Regions from separate parts of the Mus musculus genome. Here region 2 is linked to region 1. The links are chromatin loops, found by intact Hi-C in ENCODE. Cell type or tissue: gastrocnemius. All regions are shown on one strand.

Region 1 (8,000 bases):
CGCTGTTTCTCATCACGGCCATTCTGATGTGACCATGGCCTCTATCGGTGGGGCTTCCCTTGTGTGTGTCTAATGGCTGGTGATGCTGAACCTCTTCATGCACCTGTCTGTCATGTGTGTCTTGCGTCAGTTCTTATGTGTAGGTTTTAATGGTTCCCGATGTAGTCTATAAACAGTCTTCTTCCTGGTGTTACTCATACTGTCTAGGACACAGCTCATCTCTTCATCCTTTGTTCTGTTGCATAGTAACGTTGTCTGCTTAGAAGCACTCTAGTGCATCAGCTGTGCTCTTCTGTCTGATGCTTTGATCTCAAGTGGAGACGCCTGAGACTCGGTGGTTTTCTTGTCCTTCCCTGAAGTCACGCTTTTGTTGTTGTAGTCCCAGGATTAGGGATCTTGGTTGTTAATATGTCTGTCTTTTGGCATTTGGAGGCGTTCATTCCCTCTAGCTTGCAGTTCATCAGGACACGTCTCTTGCTTTTCTATTTAATTTTTTGTATGTAAGATGGACTTTTTTGTTCTCTTGATCTAGTCTGAGGAGTTTCCTTTTAAAACGAAATTAATTTATTTTTGTGGTGGTGGTGCTGAGTAAGTAACTCTGCCTTCTGTGGAGCTCTGCTCAGCCCCAGGAGCCTCCATCTTTTCACTCCACTTTGTAGGAACTAGAACTCCATGCTCTTGTTTTCTTTGTGTGTTCTGAGCTTCTGGGGTTTATTTTCTTCTTTGGGTAACTCCAGACATTGGTGCAGCACATGTTTTTATCCCTCTGCTTGGTCTTTGGCCCTGACCTGTGAGACTCTTGCCTGCTCATCAGACTGTCAGGTGCATCCCATAATGGGCAGGACAGCTCTTTTTCAGTGTCTTTCGTGTTGTGCTTCAGTTTTGATAAACTATTTTTCTGCCCTTGAGGTAAGTTACTATGTTAATTTCATCCAGTGATTTTATATATTATATATTCTCATTTTATATATAGGTATCTTTGATCTATAGACATTTCATTTTCTTTAAATTTTATAGTTCTTACAATGTTCATAATTTTCATCTAGCTTCCTGACTGTGGTCACTATAATTATTTAAATGTCCTTATTTGCTAATCACTTGCTTAGTGGGTTTATTTGTATTGATTTTTTTTCTTCCAGTTTGGGGTTGTTTTCATCACTTGGATGGTGAGTTTTATAAATCTTACATAGTAATGTATTTTCTTTTCTTTTTTGTTTTTGCTGTGTTTGCTGGCATTTGTGTTTGGTTCTTATATGGTTTGCTTAGACTAGGAGCAATCTCAGATCTAAGGATAGGTTAGCTCTCTTGCAAAGGCCTCTCTAGGCTTTCTCTGGTTGGCCTGGGTAAGGGCAGGGCTTGGCAGTGCACTGGAATGTATGCCTCTTGGTCCAGAGAGCTTTGTGTGCTGTTCAGCTGATAGCTTTTCTCCTGTTTTGGTTGTTTGCCTGGTTGTTGTTTGTTTGTTTTGTTTTGCCCTGTTTCTCTTATGCATGTGCGTTTTATTGAATTCAGCAAAGGGTTATGGGATCTTTTAAGTTACTGGAGCTGTTTTTCGGGGGTGGGGAGTCGGGGAGTAGTTCCATTGTTTCCTGAAGCCATTCCCCTTGGCTGCTAACTGCTTCAGTCCTGATAGAGGCCCCATAACCTAGGAATTCTCTTCCTATTCCATAGTTCAGAATCTCCCTACTTGCCTTGCTAGTTCTTTTTTTTTTTTTTTTTGGAAATATAGTCTTTGTCACCTGTTGTCACTGTCTGAAAATAGTTGTTTCATAGATCCCATCTGGCTTTCCCTTGTTTATAGCAGGCAGGTCAGTCTGGTCCCTGTTACTCATTATGTCTAGAAGTGGAAGTCCTGTTCCTTCAATTAAGAAGAGAGCTTTTTACTGTAGTGTATGTTTCATGGTTACAGGGAAGTTGTAAAGATAGCACAGGCTGTTCTGGTATACCCCTCACCCCGTTTCCCCTGGGTTAACATGAGTTCCATGGGACATTTGTCAACACTAAAACATTGATGTTAACATAGTGAATAACACTTTGTTTCAGTTGATTATAAAATAACACAAAAAGACCAAGTCATTTGCCAAAGTGACTGTACCCTTAAGTGGTATGTGTACTAGTATGAATTTGATTTCTGGCCGTATTTCAGCAAAATATGAAAACTAGCTCCATACATCCGTCCTCTAGTCCCCCAGACACGGGCCATCATGCTCTTTTGTGACTGTATGTGACTATGAAGGTTCAATAAAGGCAGTGGGGTGCTCTGGGGGACCTGTCACCCAGTTACTAAGAAAGGGCTTGCTGCCTGTTCCACGTGGACTCTCAGTTTGTTGTCTCCTAAAATGATTTGTGGAATTGGGATTGCATTGTACTTAGTGCACAAATGAGTGATCTTTTGGAGACCCTGATAGTTCCAATGTGTAGTTAGGATCAGGAACACTCTAGTGGTATATAGCATCTTTATTTTAATATAGACACATTAGTGTATTAAAATGTGTTGTTAAGTTTCAGTCATAATAATGGGTACTCTTTTTTTTTTGTGATTTTTATGTGATGGCATCTGTTCATATTTACATACTGTAGTGAGTGTACCTGCACATTGATTTACAGTTTTTTGGCACAAATGACCTTGAACAAGAATGTTTCCAAAGGAGCTGGGCATGGTGGCATACGCCTTTAATCCCAGCACTCGGGAGGCAGAGGCAGGCGGATTTCTGAGCTCGAGGCCAGCCTGGTCTACAAAGTGAGTTCCAGGACAGCCAGGGCTATACAGAGAAACCCTGTCTCGAAAAACCAAAAAAAAAGAATGTTTCCAAAGTATTGAGTTCAAAATGTGTAATCAATTCATATACACAGAGTGAAGAATGAGTTTTAGAGTGCACACTTGGTTAAATTGTGTCACATAGTTATCAAGTGAAGGCTTACTTCCTGGCAAACACAGAAGCCAGTCCTATGACTGCAGCTTTTGCCAAAAGAAAAGGCTTTGTTGCTTGATTGACTGTCAAGAAGAGCAGACACTCTAGGCTCAGGTCTCTCCTCTGTCAGCCAGTGGTGATGGAACATGGAAGGAAGGAGAGGGAATGCTTGGTGGCCAAGTGGCATGGCAGGGGTGCTTGTTTCTCCTCAGCTTTCCTTGTCTTCTCCTGAGGATGTGATCTTGTCAGACAGCCTGGTCGCTTCTCTTCATAGTATCTTTTGAAAAGCTGGTTTCAAACCTTAGAGTCATTAGTGAAAAGCCCTTAGGTATTTCCTGGAAGAAAAAAATCTCACATCTGAGTGTGTCTGGTCTTAGCTGATTTCAGAACCCACAGGTTAACATTCTGTACAGCACTGGTTTAATTCGGCATAAAAAAAGCCTTCACAATTTTTCTGCTTTTATAATTCTGTTCTTACTGACATTTTAGCACTCACTAAAGATAGTCAAAACATGAAAGAAAATTTCTAAGTTATATTTTAAAATACTTTGGGGATTTATTTTTTTACCTACAATAAATTGGCTGGTTTGAAATCAAGTGTTCTAAAATCGAGTTGTCCTACCTCACAAGAAAATCAGTTTTATTACTGATTTTATTTTTACTGTACGATCTCTGGCAGTCATGGCATGTAGCTCTGAATATATATAGTTTCAGATGGTACCTGGAGTCCCCACCAGAGTGTGCCAAAGATGCTTCAGTGGGAAAGTGTTGATGACTTAGACAAGCCTGGACTTGTAGGTCTTTTTAAAGAAGACTTCTGCTGCTGAGAAGTCAGATTTCTGTGTCTTGGCATCTGAGTATTTCTGCGGAGACGTTAGTGAACATCTAATCTCTATTCTTGGGTTACAGTAAGCATGCCAACTAGAGACATCTTTAAGAGTTTTCTGTTTGTTTTGTTTTAAAGATTATTTTGTTTGGGTATTTTCCCTGCAAGTATGTACGTGCCATATGCACACCTAGGGCCTGTGTAGTGAAGAAAAGGGTGCTTGTTTTCTGGAATTGGAATTATAGACGGTTAGGAGGCACCAAGTGGGTGCTGGGACCCTGTAAGAACAAGTGCTCTCTCTTAATGGCTAGCTGAGCCAGTTAGAATTGTCTTCAGTCCACTTTTACTGTTTAGAAACTAAAACTGATCTTTCCTTTTACACAATAGGTATTGATTTTTCTTTACACAGTAAATATATTTCTGAAAACCTAAATAATTTAATGAACTAGATGTACTAGTAATTTTAAAAAAGATTTATTTATTTACTATATATAGTGTGTTCTGCCTACATGTATGCTTGCACACCAAAAGAGGGCCTTACATCTAACTGAAGGTGGTTATAAAATATCACATGGTGTTGCTGAGAATTGAACGGGAATCTGGAGTAACCTCTGAGCCGTCTCTCCAGCCTATGGAACTAGAAATTTTTTAATGAGGTTAAATACCTTATGATTTTTTTATATTAATGATTTTAAAATGACTAAATCAGAAGATATATTTAATATTTGTTATTTAGCATATTACTCTCAAAGCATTAGCTGTTGTTATGTCTGTGTGTTTTGGAAGTTTTGCTTATATTTGATAAGTTTTCAAACAGAGCTTGTATTAGCTGGTTATCTGACAAAATACTGAATAATGACAGCAACTTTCCCCTCCTTTTGTCACAGGTACCTTCACTCAAATAACATAGTTGTGGTTCCAGAAGGTAAGCATACTTATAATTCTTAGTTTGAAAACAGTGTCATTTATATTTTGCTTTATAAAAATTTGATGAGCCCCGGACCCTGTCTTTCTATCTCTAGCTCCTTAAACCTATTTTGGTTGGTAAGTTAGGGAATTTTAATTTAAAGGACTTTCAATTTATTTGCTTTAAAATGTAAGTCCAGCTAAGACAGATTAAATGGAGACATCTAATAAGACAATAAATGGCCAGGAAAATTACTAGACAAACTGCTGTTGGGAAATAGTAAACTAAGTACTTGGTGCAATTAACTAAGAATTTAGTTACATATAAAATAATAGATTCTTTAAAATTCTTATGGGGGGGTGTTGTGGGGAGGGAGTGTGTGGGAAGAGGGTAGCAGAGGACCACTTTGTAACTTGTTCCTCAGATGTCTTTTTTTTGAGGGAAATCTCCCCTGGTCTGGTACTCACCAAGCAGGGTCAACCTAGACCCTCTCTGCGCCCCCAGCTCTGGTTGCAGGCATGTGCTGCTGCGTCCCCAGCTCTGGTTACAGGCATGTGCTGCAGAGCTTTTTAAATGTAGGGTTTTAGGGTCTGGGCTCAGGTTTCCTTGCTGGCAAGACAAGCACTTAAGCAGCTGAGCCACTTCCCAGACCCTGCTCTTAGTGATGCCATCTGAGGTGGGCTCCTGTGTCTCCCTGCTGGCTTCAAACTACTCTCCTGCTTCAGCCTCCCAGGACCACCCCAGCTGGGTTCATCTTCAAATTCTTTATTTAGTCGCACATTCCCCCATTGTGTTAATGTTTTTACTTGTTCTTAAGTTAATTTTATCTCAAGAGATGCTTTCCACTTTAATAACTTCATTTTCAAGTCCTGTGAGTGAAAGACAGAGTCAAGAGCGAAGCGTTCGCCTAGGAACACTGAGTCACACTCATTCTGCTTCTCCCTTCCTTTTCTCCCTGAAGCCATCGGGTCCCTCGTGAAACTCCAGTGTCTGGATCTCAGTGACAATGCCTTAGAGATCGTTTGCCCAGAAATCGGTGGTCTGAGAGCGTTGCGTCATCTTCGATTAGCTAATAACCAGCTACAGTTCCTACCTCCAGGTAACCCTGACTGTATAGTTTCTGTGTGTCCGGAATCTGTTTTCAGTACCGTGCACACCAGCAGCTGGTGTTAGATGTATTTACAAGTATCTGTTTAAGGATGGAACGAAGGACTGTAGGTGAAACCTGACCAAGCGTTCTGAGAACCCGGTGTAAATGTGAGAGGATAGTGTGTGTGTGTTTTGGGGCCACTGCTGGGGTTTTGATGAGTGTCCGCTCATCACTCTTCTCACTGCTGGGCAAGGTGATTGTGTGAAGAGCTGTTGGCTCTGAATTTCACATCAAAGAATGTGAGTAAATTTGGACGCTTAAGGTGTCTTTTTGTAAAAATAGTATTAATTAAAAACTTAAATAATATTTAACCTCATACTGCTACCAACTATATTCAATGCAGGAACTTTCAGGTCAGTGAAGAACATTATTTTGCAGGGTTTGATCATTCCAACTTCCAAGTTCTCTGTTTAAACATCCAGCGAGTTAGATGCTCTTTTTGAAGATTGCCCAGAAAATGTCGCAACAGGGATAGTTTTCGTGTTTGATGCTAACACATGTGTAATAGGGTGCTGGAAATGTAGTTCAGTTGGTAGAGTGCTTGCCGAGCATGTATGAAGCCCTGGATTTAGCCTCCAGCACTGTATAAACCAGATAAGGTAATACAGGAAGATCAGAAGTTCAAGGTTGGCCTCAGCTCCTTGGTGGGTTCAAGGCCAGCCTAAGATACAAGAGACCCTGCCTCAAAATTCAAACAAAAGAATGAAATGCATGAATCAAATGCTTGCAAACCCTGCTTATATACATATAAAGACACAGCACTTCTGCTCCATATGGTTGTTCTGCTCTTTGTTCTTTGCTGTGTATCACATTTTGTGGTGGAATGTGGTCATTTCCGTCCGGTGCATTCCCAGAAGTTAATGGTGTTTTTCTAACATCATTCGACTGCCTCTTACTAACCACTGAAGGTATTTATTTCCTGACTGCTTTCATATAACTTGTTTTATCTACACTTCTGTTCCGCAGGAATTCAGGCATGCTTTTTTTTTTTCTTTTTCTTTTTTTTCTTTTTTTTTTTAGTTTCCCAGCTTTGTTTCTGTCCTATGCACTTGGCTGTCCCTGTTTTGAGTGATATTTTATTCTGCAGCAACTGGGTGTCTTGAATAGGAGCTTTTAGGTGAGCCATGAGTAGGTTGTTTTGTTTTGTTCTGTTTTGAGATAGGGTCTCACTCACTGTGTAGCCCTGGGTGTCCTGGAACTCCCACAGCTCTACCTGTCTCTGCCTCCCGAGTACTGAGAAGACAGGTCTGTGCCACCACGTCTGGCCAAGAGTAGTTGGTCGTCTTCCTAGGCACTCTGTGTAGCTCTGGACAGGCCTCCTACTTCCTTGCCCCACGTGCATACATCTCATTGGGAGGTCATTTCAAATATTGGATTGTATTGGGAACAAGTCTAAACATCTCCCTGATGATGGGCTGTGTTTTGAGATATAGTATGAAGCAAAGAAATGGGGGAGTCTCTCCTGTTGTTGCTCTTCATCTGTAGACACTGGCTGATATGTGTTGGTAGCCCCTCCTACATAGAGACTCCATCCTGTTCTGTAGCTGATTTTTATGCTATATTCCCTCAAAAGGCTTCCCATTTTACTGTGGTGGTTTGTCTGTCTGGTATGTGTATGCATATGGGCTGCCATGTGCGTGCATGCATGTGTGTGTGTGTGTGTGTGTGTGTGTGTGTGTGTGTGTGCACGCACGTGTGTCCTTGAAATACCTTTGAAAACAATGTCATAGCCACTAATTGAGAAAAAGTATTCAGGATATAAATTAGCACAGGACACATATAAAAGGCCATAAGGGTAGCCCGAGCTCTCGAGAACTGCTCTGAAGAGTGTACACAGTTGGACTCTGCATGTCCAAATTGCTGTGAGGCTCAGTGCTATATCAGTGTCTGAAACTTACCATGACTTAGAAGAGTGGTTCTAAAACTTGTTCTTCCTCTGTTGGATTGCGGAGTCCTGCTGTTGTCTGCTTCTGTGTCTGCCTCCTCTCGGCATTCCCCTGCTCCAGTTGTGGGTGGCTGATGGAAGCAGGAGCAATGCTTTCCTAGGAAGTTTGGAAGAGACAGGGTGGGGTGTGCGTGGCGGATTGTGAAAGTTGATCTGCCTCATTTTCTGGATTATTACACTGTACTGTGATAACCTTCTCAGGTACTAGGTCAGACGTGTTAGAGTAAAAGAAAAGTGAACATTAAGCATCCAGTAGGTTG
Region 2 (8,000 bases), 110 kb after region 1:
CCTTCCTTCCTCTCTCCCCTGCCGTCCTCTTTCTCTCTTTATTTTATTTTGTATATTACTGCCTGCATATATGTATATGCACACATACATGCCTGTTGGGTCCTCTAGACTGGGATTACAGATAGTTGTGAACCACCATGTAGGTGCTGAGAACTGAAACCAGGTCCTCTGCAAGAGCGACAGTGTTCTTAACCTCTGAGCCATCTCTCCAGTCCTTTCTTTCTTTAGAGGTACAGGTCTTATTCTGTAATCATGGTTGGACTAGAACTCACTATGTAATCCAAGCTAGCCATTAATTCATGACCGTTGTCCTGTTGTATCCTCTCAGCTCTCGTCTTCCCAGCATGAAGCACTACTCCCAGCTTAAATGCTTTGTATAAGTGTTATTAAGATCACATGATTCTCCTTAGTTAGCTTGTTGACGCATTGATAGATTCAACTATTCAGCCCCTTACATGCCCAGAGTGGCTCTCCCTTGATCTCTGTGTATAGTCTGTTTGTTTGTTGTTTTAATCCCTTTTGATGTTACTTGTTGAGTAACTTTTAGTCTATTCTCATGAGAGATGTTAGTCTATAATGTTCTGGGGCTCAGGTTTTGTTTGTTTGGTTTCTGTTTGATTTGGGAGTCAAGCAAATATTGTCCTCATGAGTTGGAAACTCTTCCTTTCTGTAAAGGAAATTGTATTAAAGCCTTATTGGTCTTTACTTGTTAGGATTTAACTGTTAGGGTCTAAGAAACCCATCTGGTAATGGAATATCTTTTAAATGACAAATCCAACCTCTTCAGTGGTCACAGGTTCCATGGGTTAGCAGAGGTGAATTCTGGCCATTTGTGTTCTTCAAGATAATGATCTTCTAGGCTGACAAGTTTATGTATTGAAAAATGTTCATACTGTCCCTTATGTCTCTCTGTGGTACTACAGGCCTTGAGTATTGGTGACGATGGGTCCTGCCTCAATAGAGAGGCTAGGCACTTCCTTCTCCAGCAGCCACCCTACGGGAGGCCATTGAAACCTTTTTTATGTAAGAGAACATTAATGTTCTTAGGAGATAGATTGGTTTCCAATATGATGAAATTTCTAAAGGCTCAAGATTCTTAGATTAGTTCTGTTCAAAGCCTTAAGTTCCTGTCCTCATCAACCCAGATCTTTGCCTTACCTAAAGACCTTCACATAGCCCTTTCCCAGCGCTAAGCAGTAATTGATGCACAGGTGGGCCAGCTTCAGTTGGGATCCACAGCACCTACATAAAGTGGTGTTGGCAGACCACCTTGTCTGTAATTCCAGTCCCCAGGAAAAGTGAGCCAAGCAGCCAGTCTAGTTGAACTGAGAGCTCTAGGTTCAACCGAGGAACCCCTGCCTCAGTATACAAGGCGGGAAGATCAAGGAAGATGCACTGTATCTGCATCTGGTCCCCACATTTATGCATACACATGCACATTCAAACAGGCACCCACACTACACACACTTACATATGAAAAACAAGATACCTTTAGTCTGGTATCTGATTTGCTATCCTCTGAATGTGGGCTTCAGCCATATCTTTTAGCTCATGAGAAAATTATTTTTTAAGGGTCACCATAGAAATTCTCTCACTGTGTCTTGAACTGGGGCTGGAAGACATTAAGCATATCTGAGTTTTGGTTAGTTAGTTTGGTTGGTCTTTAATTCTGTTCAGTCAGAACTGGCTCTCTCACCCCACAGACTTCCATGATGCTGTGGCTTTTGAGTGTTCCAACTGCTCGCTCTCCCAGAGCCTTGCCACTCTCTGTCACTCCATCTGACATTTTGAGTGCACATGATGAGCAGTGCAGCTTCAAGGGAGAAAGGCAGAGTTAGGATTCAGTGCTGAGCAGTCAGCACAGGCCGTCCTGGGAAAACAGCAAAGCACTCTCCCCACACCAGACGTCGGCTCTCTGGGTGGGAAGAGGAGCCTCTACGAGCCTGTGCTGTCCAAAGCACATGAGGATCCCCAGGGAACTCGTGACTCACCAGGCAAAGGTGCCCAAGCAGGAGAAGAGCATCTCCATTATGTAAGACCTTGGAGTCACATAAGCCTTCTGAAATTATTCTGTGAGCGCTCTGTGCGAATGCGTGAGGATGGATTCCTTCAGATGGTAGGGAGGACTCACGCTCTGCAGCCTGTGTGTTTTATAGCTAAATTGGTGGTGCTTTTTCTTTTTATGTTGTTGTTGTTGTTGTTTTCGTTTTGAGACAGGGTCTGACTCTGTACCTCAGGCTGCCCTGGAACCCATAGCAATCCTCCTGCCTCAGCCTCCAGGTAATGGAAATATAGATGTGAAAAAATATACTTAGCTGAGACTTTTATAATGTATTTCATGTTCTTTGATTGCCCTTTAGAAGATGAAAAAGCTTAGCTGTTAACAGGTATGGTTGTCATCCAAACCCTCTAACAGAAGGGGCACACATGCACACACACGCCTTACCTGCAGCCTGGGCTTAGATTGAAAACGGCACCTTACATTTCTACAATGCAATCTGCTATTCATGCCTAGTCACTTGTTCTAACAAAGAATGAAGTGTCTCCAGTGGGGAAGAACCAGACGCTGCACTCCTGAGCTAACAGTGTTCCTCTCTCCCTCTGTCTCTCCCCACCCCCAGGAGGACAAGTATTGGCTTCGTGGCTTACTGCTGCTCCACCCAGTGTCTGCGGACTTTTAACCTGCTGTGTTGATAAACACTCGAGAGCCTTAGGAGCACTGCCAGCTCAGCCACTGCGACTGCCTTCCATCGCCAGTGTGTGCGGCCAGGCCAGGAGAGTCCAGCCAGGCAGGACAGACCCTTCCATCCTGCCTGCCCTGTCCTGAGGAGGGCCGTGCTGAACTCTGGGAATGTCCTGATTGGGCTTCACAACTAAAAGGCCTTCGCTTTTCCCTCAAGTCGGAATACATCCTCCCCCAAATGAAGGACGTGTTGTCTTCTGTGTTTTTCTTTGTATGTGAGTGTGTCTCATATATAAACTTAGTCAAATGAGCTTCCCCACATCTAATTTAAAGCGAGCTGCAGTTCCCTGAAGAACTCTTAATTTGATAATAGAACCAAATTAACTGTTGGATGACATACGTTTGGTGATGATCCTGCCTTCCCCCAGAGGATGATTTCCCCTGGAGATTATTCTTAGGAGCTTCTCCATTGGAAACTTGTCACTTTCTAGAGTCTCTGCAACGCCTATGGCCTCAGCAGCCAGCATAGCAGGGCAGGGTGCCCGGGCTGGAGCAGCTAGGCTCCTGCAGAGGCACAGCTGGCTCCAGAGCACACGCCCTCTGGAAACTTCCTGTCTTATTTCTAAGTTTTGCAACCTAGGAAGACATTTTTTGAGAGGGATTTAAAAACAAAAATGTAGACACAAATTAAATATACTTTTGTTCTAAACTACTATAGAAAAAGAAGTTTTGAATTTTTTTTTTTTTTTTTTTGCTAAGATTTTCCTATAATTGGGAAGTTTGAGGCATCTGATGCTCTGCTGTGGATGGGGCTTAGTGGTATTTACCCGGTACATGAAATTGCCTTCATTTTCCTCTGACTTCTCCCTAGGGAAACAGAAGGAATGAACGGGTCCACATCCCACCTTTGCAAAAATCCCATGAGCTTTCCCTTGCCAGAGAGATGAGCTCTCTGGGGGGACAGCTGATTGGCTCTTCCTCTGAAAGGATGCCACCATAATCTGTTTTACTTTCAGGTGTTCGTTGGGCTGCTTTGGGGGGGGGGTAAAAGTTCTCTGTTTACTGGTATGATTTATGTAAGACAAGACTGAAAGGGGAATCAAGAAGGCTTGCTTGGTGGGAAAGCTATTTCCCAAAACTTTGGTTGGTGACATTTTGTTAGCCAGCCTGACTGTAATTCTAGGCTCTAACAGTGCCAAAAATCCTACATAGTTACTGACAAGTGTGTGATCTCTTTGCAGTCACACCACCTGCTGCCTGAAAAGCAGACTCTTCCAAGTAATGGCAGAGGCAGAAAGCGGCCATGCATGCCATGTGTGGCCACTGTCCCTACTTCCTCCCGTCCCTTTCACAACTTGCTCTGTTCAGCCTTAATATTTCAAAGGCCTACAGTATAATAGGAGCTGAGCGTCTGGATCAAGTGTATCTCTTCTTTCATCCTTTCGGAAGAATGGAAGTTTCAGCACAACCCCGACATGTATATAAGCTGAAGGCAGGAAAATGTGGCCTGACACTTCACATCCGTGCTTGACTTAATTGAACGACAGGGAAACACAGGGCTGCATCTGTGTTTTGCCCTCGACCATCTTATGTCTTAAGTGGAGCTATGAAATGTCACCCTGATACTCAGGAATTCTCATTGAGAGAAGGTGTGGGATACTTTTGTTCTAACTTGTTTAAATTCTTAATAAAGGTGTTTACACTCCAGGTGTCTTCTCTCCTCCTGTTACTGCAGTGTACTGAACCACAGCAGGGCCTGGACACACAACCTCTAGGCTGTCACTCTCAACCTTAGGGTACAGTATCTGGACTTAATTGATGAGAAGTAGAACTTACAAGGTGGTTTCTCTGGTGCTGTTCCTCATGGAGACCTTGTGCTGGACTCCCTGACATCATCATTAATCTTTTGCTATTATAAAAAGCTGCTATCAACCGAGGGGATCCTGCCTGTATGCTGTGTACTCCAGTTGTGTCTAAAGCTTTGGGAAAAAAGCAAGACTTATTTTGTATCTTCTTTCCTCCCTCTCCCTCGTTCCCTCCCTCCCTCTGTCCTTCTCTCCCTCTTCCCCCTTCCTTCTTCTCCCTCCCTTTCCTGGAGATACTGCATGCTGAGTAAGTACCCTATTGCTGAGCTATACCTCCAGCCCTATATGTTGTTTCTTCTGATCAGATAGACAGATATTTCATACAATAATAATAATATAATAAGGCTGCTTGGAAAATGTAATCTGTTTAGGTAAGTTTTCATCTTCATCCCATGTGTGGTTGATTAATGCTAAGTTAAAAGCTAAGCTAGCCTTTGAGGACAGGTCTTTCTATGATGTATAATCGAACCAAAGAGGCCTTTTTAGTTGATTCTCCACTGATGCTTTTCAGTATAATTGTTACCATAGCAAAAAAAAGTCCTGATTACATTAACATTGTGCAAGTGAAAAATTCTGTATTTTCAACTAGTATATATGTGTAATAGATATACATATTGCATATGTGTAATTTAAATGTTGACAGTTTTATGCATTTATATAGTAACTTTTAGTTGTTGAGGAGTTTCAACTCTGACTGGCAGAGCAGAGTGGTGAACTGGGCTTGCTCTCTGGTCCTCTTCTTGAACCACTTTTGGTCATGAACACTCACGACAGCCTTTCACAGACAACTCACCGACTGACTGACAAGCATCTCACGTTTGTCTCACATCGAGGATGATGAGTTAAAATACAGTCTAAGAAGAATCCTTCACCACTTTACAGGCTCCACGTGCAATTTTGTTTAAATATATACATGTATTTCACAGTCTCCGGGGACTTTCAAACCAGCTTTAAAGTTATTAGTAAAGTTCAATTTCTCAGGTTGAAAACTCAGACCTTATTTTGACTATAGAAAGCTCAGGTGTGATAAATGCTTCGGTGGAAATTAAAATTTATTTTTAAATTATGAACCCAGATTGGGAATGGACAGACACCATGAAAGCTCCGGTGACTAGATACTGAGACATAATGCACTCTTTATATTTGTGAACTGTAATAGAACCCTGGGCCAGCACATAATTTGAGTTTTGTGATTGCCTTCTAGTTTGCCCCCGTGAAGCTCTGCTGTGTTTCCCCAGGAACTCTGAACATCCTGCCTTTTCTTAAAGCAGAGAGGATTCAACGAGCACATACCCCTGAAAAGAGCTCCATGTTTAAACCCAAGTGTGACTGTCCCCATCCAGGAAGTACCTCCCAGTGACATGAGCTAGTGATCTAAGTGATGCAGGTGTCTGTAGGAAAGGCATTGAGCATAGCCCAGCGACTGTCATCCTCAGAAAAAGACGGTGCTTCTCAGTCTAAGATGCCCTTTGAAGCATGCGGGACTGACTGCATGCTCCTTTGCACTTCAGAGACAGCGAAGTGCTGGCAGCCACAGCGAAGGCGGGACAGAGGGTGGGTTGGAGATCATTTTTACATGTAATTAATACACAAGAGTTACTAGGTTTGGGTTTGTCACTTTGCTGTAGGGAGAGGATTACCTTTTTATCTGTATAAAGACTATCAGGTTTTCTTTCTTCATACTGTCCTAAGGGGGTGTGTGTATGTACATGTACGTACACATACATTCACTTGGAGCATAGTCTTTGTCTAAAATGTGTATTATGTGTAGTTTGGTCATACGCTTATGGAATAATTGATATCTTTAGAATAACTGAACTTGAATTATGTGAATGCTCAGAAACGTAGGTGGTAGAGTCTTCACTGTTTCAAACAAATTCATTTTGTTAAGGGAAAGGGGACATTATATATTTTGGTCAGAGCCAGTAAAGTGGTGGGTAAAAGACATTTGAAAATTCTCCATACTGTATAAAAGCAAAGAGAAAATTGTCCAGGGTGTTAGAATCCACTTTTTTTCAGAACTCAACAATTACTAAAAAGTGCAGCAATCCAGGCAGTGTTTGATGGGCCTCGACAGACTGGGGGGCCTTGATTATAATAACCTGCCCCGTTCCCATCTCTACTGCAGGACACAAAACTGAGCTAGCAGCTGTGCAGGGGCCACACGGTGGGGCAGGATGGCTGGGCCTTTCTCGGGTCCTCATTTCCAGATCATGTGAGCTTGCCAGCTGTGATCACAGCTTTTCCAATGCTACATTTGCTGGGAGATCTTCAGAGAATTGATTACCATGTGGCTGCTAGATCTAGTGGGTGGCCTGTGGAACTAGCCATGGGCTAAGCATTTTAAAGGAATGAGGCAGCCAGAGGGTTTGAGGAAGGAAGCTTTGATGTCCCTTTCCTGAGAGTAGTCAGATGGACACTCACAATGCAGAGCTCTGCATGTCCAGAGGGTCCTATTCTTGTTCAAGAAAGGCCTGGTAGTATCCAAAGCACTTGTCTCAGGTTGCCCTTGAGGTTCTGTAAAAGCAGACAAAGCCAAAAGCAGCATTGTCACCTCTGCATGTTGCAGGATTGCCCCAATGTGTCCCCTGAGTCCCAAGAACGCGTGGTGAGACTTACTGGCTCAGGTAGGGAAGTCTCTGTCCCACCATTAGCTGATCACTAAACCGCCAGAGCAGACACGAGTGCACAATTATCACAAAGATAGAGACACTGCTGAACCACTTAGACTCACTAAAACCAAAGCCACAGCTATAGGAAACCGCTTAGGGGCTGCGTAAGTAGGACCTGAGTCACCACAGTATCCTCCAAAGTGTCCAGTTTTCCAGACCAAAAAAAAAAAAGTAAAACAAATTATGTAAGAAAAACAAGTGGAAACTGTACCTGAAGAAGTCCTGACATCGAATTTTTAGACAAAGACTTTATAGCATGTTAATTTAAATATTCTGAAGTATAGAAAACACATGTCTAAAAACACCAAAGGCAGGAACCAGGATGTAGCTCTGTTGGTAAAAGCGCCTTCCTGGAACATGTGAAGCCCTGGGTTCCATGGTGGCAAATATCTGCAATCCCCAACTTGGCAAGTAGAGGCAAGAAGGTTGTCTGTCTCAGTTACCCCTACAGTGTTTCAGGCCAGCGTGGGGAGAGTGCAAAAGTGATGTTTACCAAATAGAAAATATGAAACGTAAATTCTGAAGCCGAATGCACTAACAACAGTGAAAACTTGACAAGCTGCGTCCAACATGTTTGAGCTGCCAGAAGAGCAACAAGACTTTGGTCAGTTAAGATGATCCATTTCCAAGCCAGGTAGTGGTGGCAGCGGTGGCAGGCCCACACCTTTAATCCCACTCCAGAGGCAGAGGCAGAGGCAGGCAGATCCCTGAGTTCAAGACCAGCCTGGTCCATAGAGTGAGTTCCAGGATGGCTAAGGCTACACAGAAACCCTGTCTTGA

What was found. A loop is a pair of places that touch in the nucleus more often than their neighbours do. Peaks named below come from ENCODE experiments on the same cell type or tissue, not always from the same donor. Only the 100,000 strongest peaks of a DNase experiment are listed, where the experiment ranks them.
Region 2: a loop joins it to region 1, with 2.7 times the contacts of the local background. A loop is called at or near these places in 3 of 42 quality-filtered maps.

Annotation. Positions count from the first base shown.
Region 1 is chr7:67,615,737-67,623,736 of GRCm38, reverse strand. Lrrc28 (leucine rich repeat containing 28) reads left to right here. Exons shown (of 10, transcript NM_175124.5): 4 at 4,626-4,663; 5 at 5,607-5,744. Among named protein-coding and RNA genes, the nearest start is that of Lrrc28, 25 kb to the left of the region's middle. In gastrocnemius, a CTCF peak has its summit at 3,650; a DNase peak (open chromatin) is centred at 3,663; H3K27ac peaks cover 2,886 bases.
Region 2 is chr7:67,509,800-67,517,799 of GRCm38, reverse strand. Lrrc28 (leucine rich repeat containing 28) reads left to right here. Exons shown (of 10, transcript NM_175124.5): 10 at 2,622-4,390. The coding sequence ends at 2,694. Among named protein-coding and RNA genes, the nearest start is that of Gm34079, 7.0 kb to the left of the region's middle. In gastrocnemius, no CTCF peak of the experiment used is centred here; DNase peaks (open chromatin) are centred at 2,719, 3,210 and 3,979; H3K27ac peaks cover 1,559 bases.